2 separate regions of the Homo sapiens genome follow, and region 2 is linked to region 1. A link is a loop called in an ENCODE intact Hi-C map of the cell type or tissue named here. Cell type or tissue: psoas muscle. All regions are shown on one strand. Links, peaks and the distances in the headings refer to the core of each region. The heading gives the core; the rest is flanking DNA. Region 1 overlaps LOC729296 (a long non-coding RNA gene). Region 2 has its middle 22 kb from the start of LINC02910.

Region 1 (8,696 bases), core at 55-8,054:
AAGTATATGAAAAGGCCCCAGGCTTCCTGCAGTATGTGTGACCTTCTGGGCTCTCCTAGTTTTCTTGTGGGGGAAGATATCTTAGGGGAAGCAAAACTGTTCTCCTCCAAGCTCCAAGGGACCTATTGCAGGAGGTTCCTTGCTTTATTTCCTGGTAGGATCTGGCCATTGAGTCACTGAGAGACCGTGGAGTCTTCATAGACCAAGACCATTCTCTTCATCAAAGTCTCCCTATTCCTGTTGGTGAGCATGGGGCTTGGGACAACACATAGTGCATTCCAGTAGAAAGTATTTACTGAGTAATTTTTGTGAGTCATTATTGAACAAGTGGTGTATTCAGAATTCAGAAAATGTTGTAGGTCCCTTCACTGTCCCCCTGTATGTTCTGTATGTTATACTTGTCTTATGTATGATATCTACATAGGGTGAAGACCCATCAGAGGTTATAATTGTTATTTTCCAACATCCAGCAGATTTTTTAAAACTCAGGAGGGGAACTGGGCTGGGCACCATGGCTCACGCCTGTAATCCCAGCACTTTGGGAGGCTGAAGCCAGTGGATCACTTGAGCTCAGGAGTTCAAGATCAGCCTGGGCAACATGGTGAAACCCACATCTCTACAAAAAATACAAAAATTATCCCGGTGTGGTGGCATGCACCTCTAGTCCCAGCTACTTAGGAGGCTGAGGTGGAAGGATCATTTGATCCTGGGAGGTTGAGGCTGCAGTGAGCCATGATGGTGCCACTGCATTCAAGCGTGGGTGACAGAGCGAGACCGTGTCTCAAAACAAGCAAACAAACAAACAAACAAACAAATAAACCTCAGGAGGAGAACAATCTGTTATACTTACTCAGATTGTTACCATTTCTGTTGCTTCTTCATTCCTGATTCTTCAAGTTTCCTTCTTTTTGAAGAACTTCCTTTAGTACTTCTTGAAGTACATGTTTGCTGGCAATAAATTCTCTTAGTTTTCCTTCATCTGAAAACATCTTTATTTTGCCTTTATTCTGGAAGTGTATTTTCTCTGGATAAATCCTGGTTTGAACATCCTTTCCTTTCAGCACTTCAAAGGTGGTGTGCCATTTCCTTCTGACCTCCATATTTTCTGATGAGAAATCTGTAGTCATTCAGATCATTGTTCTCCTACAGGTTAAATAGATTGCATTTCCCTGTCAGTTTCAAGATTATTATTATTAGTTACTTTAATTTTCACCATTTTGATTACAAAATAGTGAAATATTTGATTACAATTTGAATACAAAATAGTCTGGGTGTGGATTTCTTTGGGTTTATCACCTTTGGAGTTTGCTGAACTTCTTAATTTGCAGGCTTATATCTTTTGTGAAATTTGGGAAGTTTTTGGCCATCATTTCATTACATATTTTTTCAGCCCTGCACTCTTTCTCCTCTATTTCTGAAACTCCAATGACTAGAAAGGAGGCATCTCCTCCTTCAGAATTTTGGCTCTTGTGGGAACCTATTTCTGCCACTGATTATTGCTTGGGGGCTGAGAGAATGGAAAAAAGAAAAATGTGGGGATTTCTGCACTCTCTCAGAGTCCTAGGAGTTTGCTTTCTCACTCCCCAAGCCAGACCAGAGGCCTCCCCACTGATTTCTCTGTCTGAGTCCTGATGCCCATGTCCAGGTCTCAGGCTGTGCTGGTATCAGGCTCGGGGGTCCAGAAGGAGAAGAATGGCGAGCCTGCTGCCCACTCAGTGGCACTTCACATTCTGGTCTTCTTCTGGATTTGCCTGCCACTGTCTACTTTCAGAGCTCACAAATAGTGCTCCATGCAATTTTGCCCAGCTTTTATTGTTACACTCACTGGGAGAGACAGGGTAGAGCCCTGCCTTACCCAGGGTTCTTGCCTGGTTCACTTTTAATACAAAACCTATCCATGCCCAATGTAAAGTCAAGCTCAAATGACACAGAAGTAAGTAGAGTAACAGGAAAAAAAGAGGTCATTTTTTGCCATCTCGCCCCCTAAGGATAGGGCCTGTTGATGCTTTTGTATGATTTTCCAGACTTTTCTCTCATGCACATGCTGGCATCCTTGCAGGGAGCAGTCTGGCCTCTGATGGTCAGGGGTGCAGGCTGTAAACACCAGAACGGCAGGTTCCTGAATCAGTGCCTATAACTCTGGCAAACAACCTAACTTCACCAAGTCCAAATTCCCACTGATGTAAAGTGGGAATCATAATGCCTGCCCCTCAAGGAAGTTCTGAGGGTAAGAGGAGCAAAGGCACATTGTAGTTGCCTAATGAATGTCTCCATGTCATCTGATCTATACATAGAGAGAGCACATGCTCATTTCTGGGTATGGAGACAGACATCGCTTGCTGCGATAAAACCACAGACGGTTGCTCTTCTCTCCCTCTGCTTTGTCTTGGCCATCTCTCCACATTAGTAGATAAGATTGTCTTACTCTCTGGGACGGCTCCAGGTGACATTGTTGCATGGACATGAAGTCGCTTATTTTCTCTGTTGCCTTGGAAACCCCATTTCCTGAGAGTCTTGCCCTCTGTTCTCCCTCTGACAACAGAGGGGCAACCCTTCATCCTCTGTGTGTCCCCACGCTTTTCGATAAGCAGGGGTCATTGGGAAGAAGCCACAGGAGAGTGGGGCCAACAACCCCCGAGAGAGCTTGCCATTCTCTGTTTTAATTCATTGAGGTTCTTGGCTGATGCTGTCTGGATTGGAGGGAAGGGATTCATGTAAGTGTACATTAAGGATTCTAAGATGTGTGTGTTACATAAACTGCAGGGCAGGTATTGATTGGTTTGCTTCCAAGAGTGTGGGGCATCATCTTTTTCCTGGACCAGAAATGACTCCCTGTGGGGGGTTCTTGTTCATTCCAGGAGAAGGGTTGAGGTCCTTGATGGCTTTTCTGGGGTGCTTACCAGGGGTGCCCTGGTGAGTGAGGGGCACTTACCACCAGGAGGTGTTCAGAGACTTGGCATTAAGTAACCATCCACACAGTAAACGTTCGTTCTTCCTCTTCAGTTCCATTCAGTCCTGAGAGCCTCAGAGAGTGTCTCAGACTGGGGCTCAGCCGCCTCTGTGGCTCTTGCCATTTTCTCTTTCTTAACAGGGAGAATGGACCAGAGGCCCAGAGGTGTTGACAGCTGCAGTACCTCAGCAGAATATAATAATATTCATTGATTTTCATGGTATTCCTTTTTTTGATTGTTTTCTATTTGTGGCAAGTTTCATTTTTAAGTGTATTTATTTTCATTTGAAAGCTGAGATAATTTGAAGAAAAATATGAAGTAAACAATGTGGTCCTGGTGATATGCGTGTAGGGTATGATTCATATAGGGGTTCCCTAGACGATTTAAGTTTGGCAAACATTGAACTAACATGTGAATGACTGATAGCAGGGCTTTCCCTGAGAACAAGCTCACAAGGTAGATGGGAAGACTATGGGCAAATGGGCGCAAGAATGCTGTCCATAGATGGGGGGAAATCTCCATCAGTTTTATGCATTTTCTGGGAGTTGACCCTTTCTGCAGACTATCTGCTAAGGTGGGAGAAGAGGAAGGACACAAGCCAGGGCAGGGGGTGGACTGGACAGGTGATGGTGGCAGACAGACTGCTGGCTTTGCTGTCTTGTGGGAAACAGACTGGATAGGAAGAGGCTCACACTCTCCCGAGGGAGACAAAGTCTTTCGTAGCAGGTATCCGTGATTCTATTCTGTCTGGGACGCATTCCCCAATTTCTGGAGGGTGATCCTCTATTTTATCTCAGGGGAATATCCCTTCTCCACTCTTAGTCCATGTGGTGCACACATCACCCAGCTCAGGCAAGCTCACATATTCTAAACCCTTGGCCTCTGTGATTGGTGTAAGGCTGGGCTCCTTGCCCAACAGGGTCCCATGAGGATAAAGTCAGCAATGCTGAATGGCTTTCTGCCAGGGTTGCTAAGCTAGTGGGGGCAGGTGAGGAGCTCTCTGTGAACAGAAGGTCCTGAGATTGAAGCCACCACCTAGGAAGGAGGAACTGACAGAAGGAGAAAGGTCGAGTCCCAGGCATCTCCTTGGAGATTCTGGGCACAACTGGGACAAGAGCCCTCGTTTGCGTGAGCCAGTGAGTCCCTTGCATTCCCATCTTATTCTCTGAAACTGATTTGAGTTGAGTTTTTGTTATGAGCCACTCCAAGTCACATGTACCTACTGACCTACGTGGAGACTCTCTCGTGCTCTGCATGGCTGTAGCCATAGCTCCGCAGTCAGAGAAACAGGCACTGGAGTTGGGACCTGGACTCCCATTGCAGCTCAGCCATGTATGGGCCACAGGACCTTGAGCAAATCATTTCTCCGGTTGATGGGAGGGTGAAGTGAGGGAATCCATGCTAAGCTCCTAGTAAAATGCCGGCATAGACGCTCCGGGTGGATGTGAGCTGCTGCTGATAATGATGGTGATTAAAATAAAACCTCAATTATAATGAAATGTAATTCCCATGCGAATGCTGTTGCTCCCTTCCCCACGGTGAAGTGTGTGTGTGTGTGTGTGTGTGTGTGTGTGTGCGTGCCCACGTGTGCGTGTGGGGGAGGGGGCTTGGAATTGTGGCATCTACAATGCCAGGAGAAGCTTTCATAAGCCTAAGGCTGTAGTCCTTGTTCAGGGGTGGAAAGATGCCTCCAGTCGGTCCAATCTGAGTGACACCCACGTCTTTGGTAAGCAGCTGGGAAAGAAAAGCTCTGTCTCCTTCCAGATGGTGTGCTGCATTCCCATGGTTTTGGATCCTGCAACCACTCTTGTTCCACGCAGAGGCCAGCCTGTGGGTTAGAGAGATGCACAGAGAGGGACAAAGCCCGGAACAATCACAGAGAATCAAAGCACTCTGGTTATACCTTGCCTTCCCTAAGCTGCTGATGAATTAGCAGATCAAATTCCAGAAATAATTCAACCTTCCACTGTTTTTTTTTTTTCACGCACGTGTCCCTTTGCCAGGCAGCCTTGCTGTAGTGCCTCTGTTTAATATTCCATTTGTAAGATGGGCAGCTCCAAGTCTATGCTCACTCAGCTGCTCATCAAGAATAACAAGGTAAATGACAAAGGAGGTAAGAATGTCCTCGTCAAATGTCCTATGCTGTCACCTGCCAGAAAGCCCTCGGCAGTCAGTGTCCAAGATGGCTCCCCACGCAGGAATCTCTCTGAAGTGCTCTGTGATCTCCACAACTAAAACATAATTTCTGGCTCCAGAGAGCTCTGGGGCTCTGTTCCCTTGTTCAGCCCGTGCTCCTGGTCATCGTCAGCCCCAGGACTGAGGCTTGGACTGGCTCAGGGGCTGCTGTCTGTGAAAATCAGATTGATGCATCTGATTACATGGCCTGTTAACATCTGCAAAAAATAAGATAAAATAAGAATTATTTACCTGTCACAGCTTTGACACACCATCACAAACTGGAGCTGACACCTCTTCTGTTCACCTTGGAGAGGTGCAGAGTGAAGAGCAGACCGTGACACACTTAATAGATTGCTGGGCATTTACGGAGCTGCTTGTTACCCAGCTCAAGAGCCATGTCCAACTGCTACAGCGTTCATCAAAGACAAGAAGCCACAAGGAGCAAGTCAGTACTGCAATTCATTAAGGCAACTTGACCTCTGGGGAGAGGAGAAGAAAAAGGAACTAGCAGCATTGATTGCCTATGTTTCCTGAAGTGTGGTGTCATGGCATAAAATGACATTGAATCACAGGGTGAGAAAACCACGCATTTCAGCTCTTGCTTGGCCTTTGAAGACGACATAGGAAGTCTCTGCTGGTGCTAGTTGTCTTGAGCTTCTCTTTGACACCCTTTCCTAATGCAAACAGAGTGGGCCTCAGCATGGGAGCTTCTGCAGGTGACTCTGCTAAAAGGTTACTAACACTGTATAGTGGTGTTCCATCCATTTAAAAAATATACTTTAATTTTTAGAGTAGTTTTAGGTACACAGTAAAATTAGGTGGGAAGTGCAAAGATTTCTCATTTACCTCCTGCCCCCACCTACACACAACCTCCTCCATTATCAAGATTCCCCCTAGGGTGGTACATTTGTTGTAATTGATGACCTGACATTGACAGATGGATGACATATAGTTTGCATTAGGGCTCACCCTTGGTGTCATACATTCTATGGGTTTGGACAAATGCAAAATCACATATATCCCCCATTACAAGATCCTACAGAACACTCTCACTGACCTAAAAATCCTCTGGGCTCTGCCATTCATCCTTCCATCCCTGTAGTCCCTGGCAATCACTGGTCTTTTTATTGTCCCCATAATTTTGCCTTTTTCAAAATGTCATACAGTTGGAATCACACAATACAAAGCCTCTTCAGATTGGCTTCTTTCACTTAGCAATGTGAGTTTCTGTCTTCTCCACTGTCTTTTCATGATTGGATAGCTAATCTTTGTTTCATCTATTTTTAAGGTTATGCACCAGTTAAGGGAAGTGGTATAAGTTTTCCGTGTATAGGAGTGATATATAGTTTTCATGTTCTTTGATTTGAAAATTAACTTCCTTTAAATATATAATTGCTTTGTTTATTTTTGGCCAGATAGGACACTCACTCAGCTCAAAAATCAATGTAAATCAAAAGGTTTGTATTGAAAACTCTGCCTGCCATCTGTCTCCTGCCACCCAGCTCCTACCCACACTGTGTTACCACTGACTTCTGTTCATCCTTCCAAAGAGTTTATGCAAATACAACCTGTTATAAATATATGTTCTCCCTCAACAGTTTTCTACACAAATGGTAGCATACTTTATGAACTGTTCTGTATCTTTTTGGCATAACAGTATACCCTGGTGATCATTCCCTATCTGTATATTTCCTCATTCTTTTTTTCTGCTGTATAGAATTCCATTTTCTGGATGTACCACAGTTCATTCAACCATCCCCTACTAATGGACACTTAAGGTGCTGTGGTCTTTGATGCTGTAAACAGAGTAGCTGGGAATAGCTTGTACTTACATCGACCCACATGCATAGGAGCATATCTGGGAAGTGGCGTTGCTAAGTAAAAGAGAACATTAACTTCTAATTTTGGCAGACATTGTCAAATTGCCCTCCCTAAGGAAGTCATAGTTTTTTAATTGTTAAATGGTCTTATTATTTGTAGATCGACAGAAAAGAAATGAGTCAACGATGGTGCAGGTGATCTGTGCAGTGCTGTGCAGGGGATGGGTCAAAGCTGTGATGCTGGCATGCAACTAACTCACCATTGTGAGCCAATCACAAAAGCAGAAACTTGGCCAAGCTGGTATCTTTCTAGAAACAAACTTCAGATGTTTACATCTGTAACAAAGACAAACTTCAGATGTTTAATTTTTATTTATTTATTTATTTAGTTTTATACTTTAAGTTTTAGGGTACATGTGCACAATGTGCAGGTTAGTTACATATGTATACATGTGCCATGCTGGTGCGCTGCACCCACTAACTCGTCATCTAGCATTAGGTATATCTCCCAATGCTATCCCTCCCCGCTCCCGCCACCCCACAACAGTCCCCAGAGTGTGATGTTCCCCTTCCTGTGTCCATGTGTTCTCATTGTTCAATTCCCACCTATGAGTGAGAACATGCAGTGTTTGGTTTTTTGTTCTTGCGATAGTTTACTGAGAATGATGATTTCCAATTTCATCCATGTCCCTACAAAGGACATGAACTCATCATTTTTTATGGCTGCATAGTATTCCATGGTGTATATGTGCCACATTTTCTTAATCCAGTCTATCATTGTTGGACATTTGGGTTGGTTCCAAGTCTTTGCTATTGTGAATAATGCCGCAATAAACATATGTGTGCATGTGTCTTTATAGCAGCATGATTTATAGTCCTTTGGGTATATTCCTCAGGGATCTAGAACTAGAAATACCATTTGACCCAGATGTTTAATTTTTAAATGGACCAGTAGAAGTGGAAAGGAGGGACATGTATGTCTATACTCTGGGAGAGATGACAGATGCCCTCATTTGCCCCCAAATTGGTGCATGAGGGCAGGGCTGGGGTTGGGCTTTGGGTGCTGCATCTTGCACCCCTTAATGGGTGTGAAGGGTCCCAGGTGCTCAGGTGGGGCTGGCCACGTCTCCAGGGGACTTCTGTTTCCTGCTTGTCTTGCTGGAGGCCGGCTGCTTTGTCTTCTTCAATTCCTTGACATTCCTGATATTAAGCCCCTTCTTGGGCCAGTGTGAGTGGGCTTCCTCCCTTCTAAAGATCAGCCCGCCCTGAGACACTCGCTGTTTCTCCCTAGGTGGAAGCACCCTCAGTGGGTGATGCTAGAAATACCTGCCCGTCATTTCTACTTCTACTGGTCCCATTTTAAAAATTAAAAATCTGAAGTTTGTCTTTATTACCTTTCTAGAAAGGGACCAGCTTGACGAAGCTTCTGCTTTTGTGACTGTCTCCTAATGGTGAGTATTGAGAATTTCTTCTTATAGTCGCAGCAGTGAAAAGGAACTTTTCATCCAAAAATTACAAAACAGATTTATGTTGAAAATAATGAGAACTTTGTTGGTGCCCTGGAAAAATATTTGAGAGAAGCAGAGAGTGATTCCTTTTATTGGGCCAGAGTGTAAAATTCAGCTCATTGGTCTCAAGGGAAGAAAAAGTTCTTTTCTTCAGTTGGCAATTTGTTTTCAACAAAAGATTTGGAATGCCTTTTTCTTTTCTTTTCTTTTCTTTTCTTTTCTTTTCTTTTCTTTTTAAT
Region 2 (8,696 bases), core at 231-8,230, 62 kb before region 1:
CTGCCACCTTCCCCCACAACCCCTGGTTTTATTGAGGTATAACTGATATGTTAATATAAAAAAAGACATATATTGAATATCTACAATCTGATATGATAGTATACCATCACCAGAATCAAGTTTTGTGGAGCTCTGCTACCTTTTTGCTGGGTGACTTCCCCAGTCTGGGCCTGTGTCTATTTGAAAAATTGAGGATTCATTTTGACTGGAGGGTTTTCCACCTGAGTTCTCCAGAGCCTCAGCATTCCAGGACATCAGGGTGATTTGAAGTCAATCACAGCAGAGAAACTTTGGTCTGTTGGTGTTTTAAGTATCTGGGTTTTTTTTTGTTTGCTTTTTTTTGTTTTGTTTTGTTTTTGTTTTTTTCAGTATCCCTTCACCTTCTTCTAGGAAAACATCTGGACTTCCTTTGGGTAGTTCCCCATCTCTTCATCCTCTGTTTCTGTAAGTTCCAGAGGCAGATCCTGGAAGATTTTAACTAGCTAATGTAGCCCACCCCGTTGGCCACCACTATTAGTTCAGAGATGTGCATTTTACCCAAACTGAGCCAGTGAGAGTGGGGCCCAGGGTCTTTCCAACTCTTTGGATGGACTTTGAAGCTGAGAGGCTGTAAGTGCAGGGGCAGTTGCAGCAACCTTGAGAACATGAGGGGAAGAGGCAGAGTGGTTGGGGGCCACCAGATGTGGGAAGCATGGAAGTGAGCTGAGAGGGAGTGGAGTGGGTTCTAATGACATTGCTTAAGTCCTGCACCTAGTTAAGAAGCCATGACTCCCCTTGGACAATTACCTGCACCAGTGAATTCACTTTTGTGCTTGATTCAAGTTTTTGGAAACCAGCCCGGAGTGAAAACATTTCCTTCAAAAGTTTTTGTTTTTCAAAGTGAAAGCAAGTTTATTAAGAAGGTAAAGGAATAAAAGAATGGCTACTCCATAGACAAAGCAGCCTCGAGGGCTGCTGGTTGCACATTTTTATGGTTATTTCTTGATGATATGCTAAACAAGGGGTGGGTTATTCATGCTTCCCCTTTTTAGGCCATGTAGGATAACTTCCTGATGTTGCCATGGCATTTGTAAACTGTCATGGTGCTGGCGGGAATGTAGCAGTGGGGATGAACTGGAAGTCCAGCTTTCCAGGAGAACCTTCTAATGAGCACCTCTTACCTGCTTTGTGTAGTCTAAAGAGAGAAATCGCTTCAGCCTCAGCAGGGGCTGCATCATCCCCCAGGGAAGAGCCACAGCTGGGCGAGGATTGCCACAAGACATTTACAAGGAGATGATGCCACGGAGACTAACGCAGACTGGTAAACGGAAACACGGGGCTTTGGCTCGAACACCCTCTTTCAAGAAAGTTGTTTATGACCACAAGGAAGGTTTGAGTCTCTATATTTTTGCATGTACTAGATTTCTCCTTTTAAAAAAGATTCAGTTATGAATTCAGGCGTTCAAGTTAATCCTTGAGAATTAAATCAATTGAATTAATTATTTGTAAAAACATCCTCAGTTTCTTCAGATGAAAGGAGTATGATCTTCACAGAATTCTGCTTGTAATTCCCAGAGCAGTTGATGTATTTTGTTGTATTTTGCTGATTGGCTTTGTGTGATGTGCAAAGTTCTTTACAGAGAGGCTGGGAGAGAGTTGGGGGGCCAAAGGTGAGAGGGCTGTGTTCTTCCCACGCTGGCTCACAGCCTCTTGGGAGTTTATCATGGAGCTGGGTGGCGGCCACTGTCTTCACTTTCCCAGTTTCTGGTTTTGTTTTTTAAAGTTTTCATCCTCCCACTTTGGAAGCCTATGGACTTCATCTGTCATGCGATTTGTAAATCAAGACCCCAACAGGCAGCTGTCTGCTTCTATTAGCTTTCATGACACAGGTGACACTGCATGGAAGGCCTGCCTCTTTCTTTAAGTCAGTTATTAATATGAAATGACACCAAGTTGTTTCTCAAAAGCCAAACAGCCTAAGAATAGTAAAGAAAAATCATAATCTCACAGTATTATAATTCAATAACTATCATTATTAAAATGGTGGCATAAAGCCCAAGCTTTGCAATGTGTGGGGGAAGTTGAGTGAGAAATTCACCCTGAAATTCATCTGTGTATCAGTCGGAGAAATTAATGCTGGCAGCTGAAACAGGTAAAACCACCAAGGCTTTTAACCCAATGAAGGTTTATTTATCATCAGGCAAAGTCCAGTAAGTGCACAATTTGGGCCTGTAGGTTGGCTGTGGCAGGGGAAAAGATGAAGAAAGCACAGTGGCTATTAAATTCTATTGGCCAGAACTAGTCCTGTGACCATGATCTATTTGCCAGGGAGACGAGGAGGTGAGAATGAACACATAGATACTGAATGCATGTGGTTCCTCTAGCAATGTAAGGCGGATTTCTACTGTTGTTAGTCAGAAATGAAACTCAAAACTCATTTAGATGATGGAATTACGAAGAACTTGAATGTGGGCCTAACATAAATCATGCTGCTATAAAGACACATGCACACGTATGTTTATTGCGGCATTATTCACAATAGCAAAGACTTGGAACCAACCCAAATATCCAACAATGATAGACTGGATTAAGAAAATGTGGCACATATACACCATGGAATACTATTCAGCCATAAAAAAGGGTGAGTTCATGTCCTTTGTAGGGACATGGATGAAATTGGAAATCATCATTCTCAGTAAACTATCGCAAGAACAAAAAACCAAACACCGCATGTTCTCACTCATAGGTGGGAATTGAACAATGAGAACACATGGACACAGGAAGGGGAATATCACACTCTGGGGACTGTGGTGGGGTGGGGGGAGGGGGGAGGGATAGCATTGGGAGATGTACCTAATGCTAGATGACGAGTTAGTGGGTGCAGCGCACCAGCATGGCACATGTATACATATGTAACTAACCTGCACAATGTGCACATGTACCCTAAAACTTAAAGTATAATAATAAAAAAAAAAGAATCACATTTCCAATCCTGGTGTCTCATAGAGGATCAAAAAACAGTGTATGAAAGACGCATGATGTGGGCATTTAGAGCATTGGCTTTGGTTTGGGAGGAAGCCAGGGCTTAACACCAGCTCTATTATTCACCTTGTGTGAGCTTGATTAAGTGTATTCAACACTTTGAGTCCTTATTGCTTTGTCGGTAAAATGGGGAAAATAGTAACACCCCTCTTACAGGTTTTTTGAGAAGTCATTGCTATTACTCTTACCACCATCACTGCCCCGGGAACTTGTCTTTGTAATAAGATTTTTGGTGGATCTGAAGCTGTGGGTTATTGTTTAACCTCCTTCGTGTACACAGGCTGCCTTCCTTCATGCATACATGCACGTGGCAAATACTTATCAAATGCTTAGTGAATGCTAAGCCTGTGTTACCATTTTGCCTACGTTATTTAATTCTCACTTTCTGTTTTCACCCCATTTTGCAGATGAGGAGAACAAGGCTGGGAGAAAGCAAAGGAGCCACTTGTTTAAGGTTATGCAGCTGAGAAATGAACAAGGTGGGGTTCGAGTCCAGAGTGCGCATTCCCCATCACCCCTTAACAAAAAGGCATGTTTCCCAGGAGACTACAGAGGAGAATCGGCAGGTGGTCACAATTGCAGGGCTGTCTCAGGCTGAGCAGAGAGTACGGTGGAGGGGCATGGGCCTGCTGTTGGCGGTGAGGGCCTTGGAAATGGCTTCCTGGAGGAGATGGCAATTATCCAGGTAGACAAGATGTGTGTGTGTGTGTGTGTGTGTGTGTGTGTGATCATGAAGAAGAAATAATGTGCAAAGCCCTGGTCATAAATAACTTTTCCTCTGCAAACTGTGGATGGCAGTTCACCATGTTTCTCACCACTGGCCTGGTCACTGCTTATCCAATATGCATGTAAGAATTACTTTTTCTCTTTTTTCCCTTCTATAAATTCTCATAGAACTTCCTTTAATGCATTAAAAAAGCAACTAGCATGTTCAACCCATGATATCATATATCCTATGTTTTAGGATGCAACTAAAGTGAATATATAGGTGAAGAGGGTGAATCAGTGCAGCCGGCAGCACAGGGAAAACCAGGAACTGTCAATATAGCAAAGGTGGGAAGCCCAGGGAGCTGAAGCTTCAGGAACCCTGGGACAGAGAGTGTCTCCCTGCATTCCAGCTTAGAAGTGCTGCTCTTCAAGACAGAGTGTCACCAGCTCCATTTGTCCATAAAGCCACATTGTTCGAAGGGAAGGCAATGTCCCTCTGCCACTGCTCACCATGAAAAGACAGTGCTGTGTCAGGAACTGTGGGGCCAGAGCTTTGTGCTCTGGGGGAAGGGTCATGAGGCAAAAGGTCACAAGAGTAGCCAGGAAAGTTCTAAATTAGCCTTGGGAACAAGCCAGGCCCAGAGCAGAGACCCAGAGTTCAGGAATGTTCCCTGGCCCTGCCCTTGAAGTCTCTGCTCATAGCCTCGGAGCCGTGGCTACCAGGGAGGGTGGCTAAAAATACCTTGGTCAGGGGCCTAGAGATTGCACTTAGGAGACTGCTTTCCAGAGGCAGCCCGGGGAGAGCCGACAGCAGTGTGGGCGCCAGGGCCCCCACCAGCTACAAAGGTCAGCCAGCCCCCAGCTGCCTTCAGGTGGGTGTTTCTGCCAGTTCTCCTTTAGTGTTCAGGCTCAAATGAAAGGCCACTTTCAGCAAGTTTTCCTGACATTGTCGGAGACTGGAGCCAAGGCCCTGTCTGTTTTACTTTCTGAAAGAGCCAGTCTGAGAGATGGATGGGTTGGCGACTGAACACCACAAACAACAGCAGTGGGCTTTAACCTGATGGTGGAGGCTCCGGCACAGGTGGGGAAGGCCAGTGGCTCAGAAGGCCTGACAAGGACAGGACCAAAGCTCCAACAGCTCAGAGCTGGACTCCTTCCCATCCCAGATCTGAGCTCTTTGGTTCTCCTTCACAGAGGTGATTATGGTTCATAGTATCTTCTAAATAGAAATGCATATCATTTAAAATTTTTAATACCAATGTGTAAACTGAACCACACTTTAATTTATTCACCTAACAATCCACCTAAGAGATCCTGCCCTGTCAACATAGGTATAGTTATTGCACTTTTTAGAGTTTTTATGTCATTGTTTGTACGACTGTGTTATAACTTAAGCAGTTTTCTGCTGAGAATATTCAGGCTATTTCTGGCTTTTTGCTACAACAAACAGTCCTGCTGAGAACATTCTAATTCACACTTTTTCTATGCATGCATGAACATATTGTTAGGATACAGTCCTAGCAGTGAAATTCCTAGAGGAATGGGAACATACGTTTACAATGTTAATACCTATTGACAAATTGTTTTCCAACATTCCCACCAGCAGTGTGTATTATCAGTTTTTAAATATTTACCAGCCTAAGTAAAATAACTTAAAAAGGGTCTGTAATTTTAGTCTTAACCTCCATAACTTTCATTATAAATGAAGCTGGAACATATGAAATTATGTTTATGAGCCACTTATTTTCCTGTGAACTGCCTGTTTTTGTCATTTACCCATTTTTTTTTTTCTGATAGGTTGGTGGTCCTTTTTATTTATTTGTAGGAATGCTTTGTATGTGGTATGGTTTGGCTGTGTGCCCTCATTCAAATCTCATCTCGAATTGTGATCCCACATGTTGAGGGAGGGAGGTGATTGGATCACGGGGGGCGGTTCCCCCATGCTGTTCTTATGATAATGAGTGAGTTCTCACGAGACCTGGTGGTTTTATTTGGGGCTCTTCCCCACTTTACTTTCTCTTCTCTCTCTCCTGCCACCTTGTGAAGAAGAGCATGTTTGCTTCCCCTTTCGCCATGATTGTAAGTTTCCCGAGGCCTCCCCAGCCCTACAGACTGTGAATCAATTAAACCTCTTTTGTTTATAAATTACCCAGTCTCAGGGAAGTTCTTGAAAGCAGTGTGAAAACAGGCTAATACAGTATATGAGGATATTAGCTCTGTTTGTTATCTATGTTACCTTTTTTTCAGTTTGTCCTTTGGTTTTTGATATCTTTTTCCATGCAAAAACTAAAAAAAAAAAAAAAAAAAAAAAAAAAAGATGAAGTCAAATGTATCACTCTTCTTTATGGCTTTAAGAGGACACTGATTTCTGAATGGTGAGAAAAGGAGGTGACAAGAAACTTCTGCACCTTCCTGCACCAAACCAGACTTGACCCTGGAACACAGCAATCTGACCTGGCTGCGTGTTTCATGTGTGGTGGGTTGATGGCCCATCTCTCATCCTGGTCACTGTCACCTCTGTTTCCTACCTGCTTAGCCTTTAAGCTGCGAAGTCATCCTGGACATGCATCACCTCCCCAAACTCTGTCTTGTCCCCATTGCCACCCTTCCCCCAGCCTCTGGACAAATCTCCCTGCTTCAGTGTCTCTCATCTGTTGGGTACAAACATCCCCAGAAGATCCCCCGCCACACATTCCCTGGATCAGAACCCATCAGTGGTTCCCTAGTGCCTGGGAATTTCCATTCAATGGCCTCCGAACCATGAGCCTGCCTTTTCTGCCTGAAGCCCAAAACCCCAGCTACAGATCTTTACCCCAGAGACCATCTTGGGCCTCCCTCCAGGCTTTTGCTTACTCTGTGCCCTCATCCTGGAGTCCTGTCCCCACCCCTATCTACAGAAACTCCACCAGCCCTCCTGGCTGCCCCGATGGTCCTCGCACAGGGAGACTTGTCTACCTCCCGAGGTCACGTGTGGGCTCTGGTCCTCTTGCCATCATGGCAGAGATTTTGCTGTATCTCCCCCTGGCTGCTGGTGCTCTGCTTACCTCCTCCAGAGTTGTTAACAAAGAGCTGAGGATGCTGAGCTGCCCAGGGACTTGGCTGCAGGTGGCATAGGGAGCAGCAAGGGCTGGCCAGCCCATGAGCTACACGCCCGAGTCAGCTGCCTCCTCTGGGTAATGAAGTGGAAACGTTGCTCTCCACCTGCCACCTCCAGGGGCTTTCTTGCTCTCTCAAGTGATTCTAACCACTGGTCATTCTTAGTTACCAACCACAGCTCCAACACTGGGCACCAGGGATGCTGAAGGGAGCAAAAACAATGAGCCTCCCAAGAGGTGAGATGGAAATTAATCTAATAACTACACAGAAAAAAATGCAATCATAACTACATTCAGTGCCACACAAAAGGTTTGTGAATCAGGAGAGTGTATCTCCAGGGGTCTGACGTAGTCTGGGGGTTGGGGAAGCCCCACAAATGCCCGAGCTGCCTGTGAGTATGAACAGCGAACTGGAGGGGGCAGTGTCCCAGTGGAGGGACAGCAGGAGGGAGCCTGGTGCACCCGTGACTCACACGGCTGGGGAGAGGGCTGAGGAAGCTCCAGCATTCCTGCTTCCCCTGATCTTGCCCTTCAGAGGGTTTGAGGCTGAACCAGTCCCTCTTTGAGGGAAGAAAGGGAAGATGTGTCCCCTGCCTGACAATTGACAAACAGAGCACATTCCTTTCTTGGTTCCAATGTCATTTGCTTGAGAACAAATGGACCAAGGAGAGGTGGCAGAGCAGGGATCCTCCAGCAGTGAGTTGTGCTGGCCCTGGCTGGTGTTTCAGGATAGGGTCCTGGTGAAAGGTGACAGAGGTACAGCCATTGAACCACAGGCTCCTCTCCCGATGGTGATCCTCAAAAGGGAGGCTGCTCCCAGGTGGGGTGCCAGCTGCAAGGGAGCCTGAGAGCATAGGCGAACACTGGAAACAGAACATCTGGGGATTCTTCTGTGCCTTGACTTTCTGTATTCTTAATATCTCGATGGCAGAGAAATCTGAGATCAAGGCTAAATATTTGCCTCTGCTTCGGATTTTGATTCCACTAGAAAGACAGTTGAAATAATGTACATTTCAGCTTCCGATGAAATAGCCAGCAATGGAGGATCTGTGTTTGTTTGCGAAGTTTACTCACCCAATAAATCATTCCTTTGCAGAGATGCCATTAACTAACAATTCAAGGTTGGTAACCTCCAATCAACAGTGATTAAAGAACTTTCGCTGAATGGCAGAGAGAGAACACGTTTTTCTGAACGCTAGCAGCAGTCGGCTTGCACCATCCATCTTTTCTTTGATAAACTGCTCTGGACTAATAATTCCAGATGGAAAGATTTTAAATCAAGTACGGAGGTTGGCAGGATCAGGGAAAACTCTGAATAATTGTAAAGACTATTTTATTGCAGACTCTTTTCAGATGGGAGACAGTCACCTAGGTTCTCAAGAGTGGATGGTGTTTCCAGGAGGGGTATTTCCTCCTCACCTCTTATTCATACTCTGTGGGCACTCCACGCCCATCGCATGAGAGTTTAACTGTGAAGTGTGGATTTCACATGTTGCATTCCTGTCATCATTGCCCCCAGGACGGAAGGCCAGATTCTGCACTTGACACCCTCAAGCCTATCTCTTCCACACTCTGCCTGGAATTTTGTGTCCCAATCATACTGAGGTTTTCCTGGCTCTTTCCTTCTCAGCCTTCAGGTGCCAGCAGGGATGGTCACTGGGCCAGATTTCTCCTCTGATCCCTGCAGTGCCTCACAGAACCACTGGAAAACACACTGCCTCCTGGCTTGTCTGCCCCTCCTCTAGGCTGTAGGCGAGCTCACTGGGGGCCAGTGATGTGTCTTATCTTCTTCTGTAGCCTCCATACTCAACACAGTGCTGGTGAGAGGTGAAACCTTCATCAATGTATGTTGCACTAAAGGGTGAACGAACA

The links. Peaks named below come from ENCODE experiments on the same cell type or tissue, not always from the same donor. Only the 100,000 strongest peaks of a DNase experiment are listed, where the experiment ranks them.
Region 2: it touches region 1 in a loop (2.9-fold over the local background); 1 of 110 quality-filtered maps calls a loop at or near these places.

Annotation. Positions count from the first base shown.
Region 1 is chr20:60,091,820-60,100,515 of GRCh38, forward strand. It overlaps LOC729296 (a long non-coding RNA gene), which reads left to right. Exons shown (of 5, transcript NR_109918.1): 3 at 7,110-7,144; 4 at 8,352-8,400. Among named protein-coding and RNA genes, the nearest start is that of LINC02910, 40 kb to the left of the region's middle. In psoas muscle, for the core only: no CTCF peak of the experiment used is centred there; no DNase peak of the experiment used is centred there.
Region 2 is chr20:60,030,058-60,038,753 of GRCh38, forward strand. It overlaps a transcript of CDH26 not described here. Among named protein-coding and RNA genes, the nearest start is that of LINC02910, 22 kb to the right of the region's middle. RefSeq lists enhancers at 6,453-6,954, 6,955-7,454. In psoas muscle, for the core only: no CTCF peak of the experiment used is centred there; a DNase peak (open chromatin) is centred at 4,414; H3K4me3 peaks cover 465 bases; H3K27ac peaks cover 1,416 bases.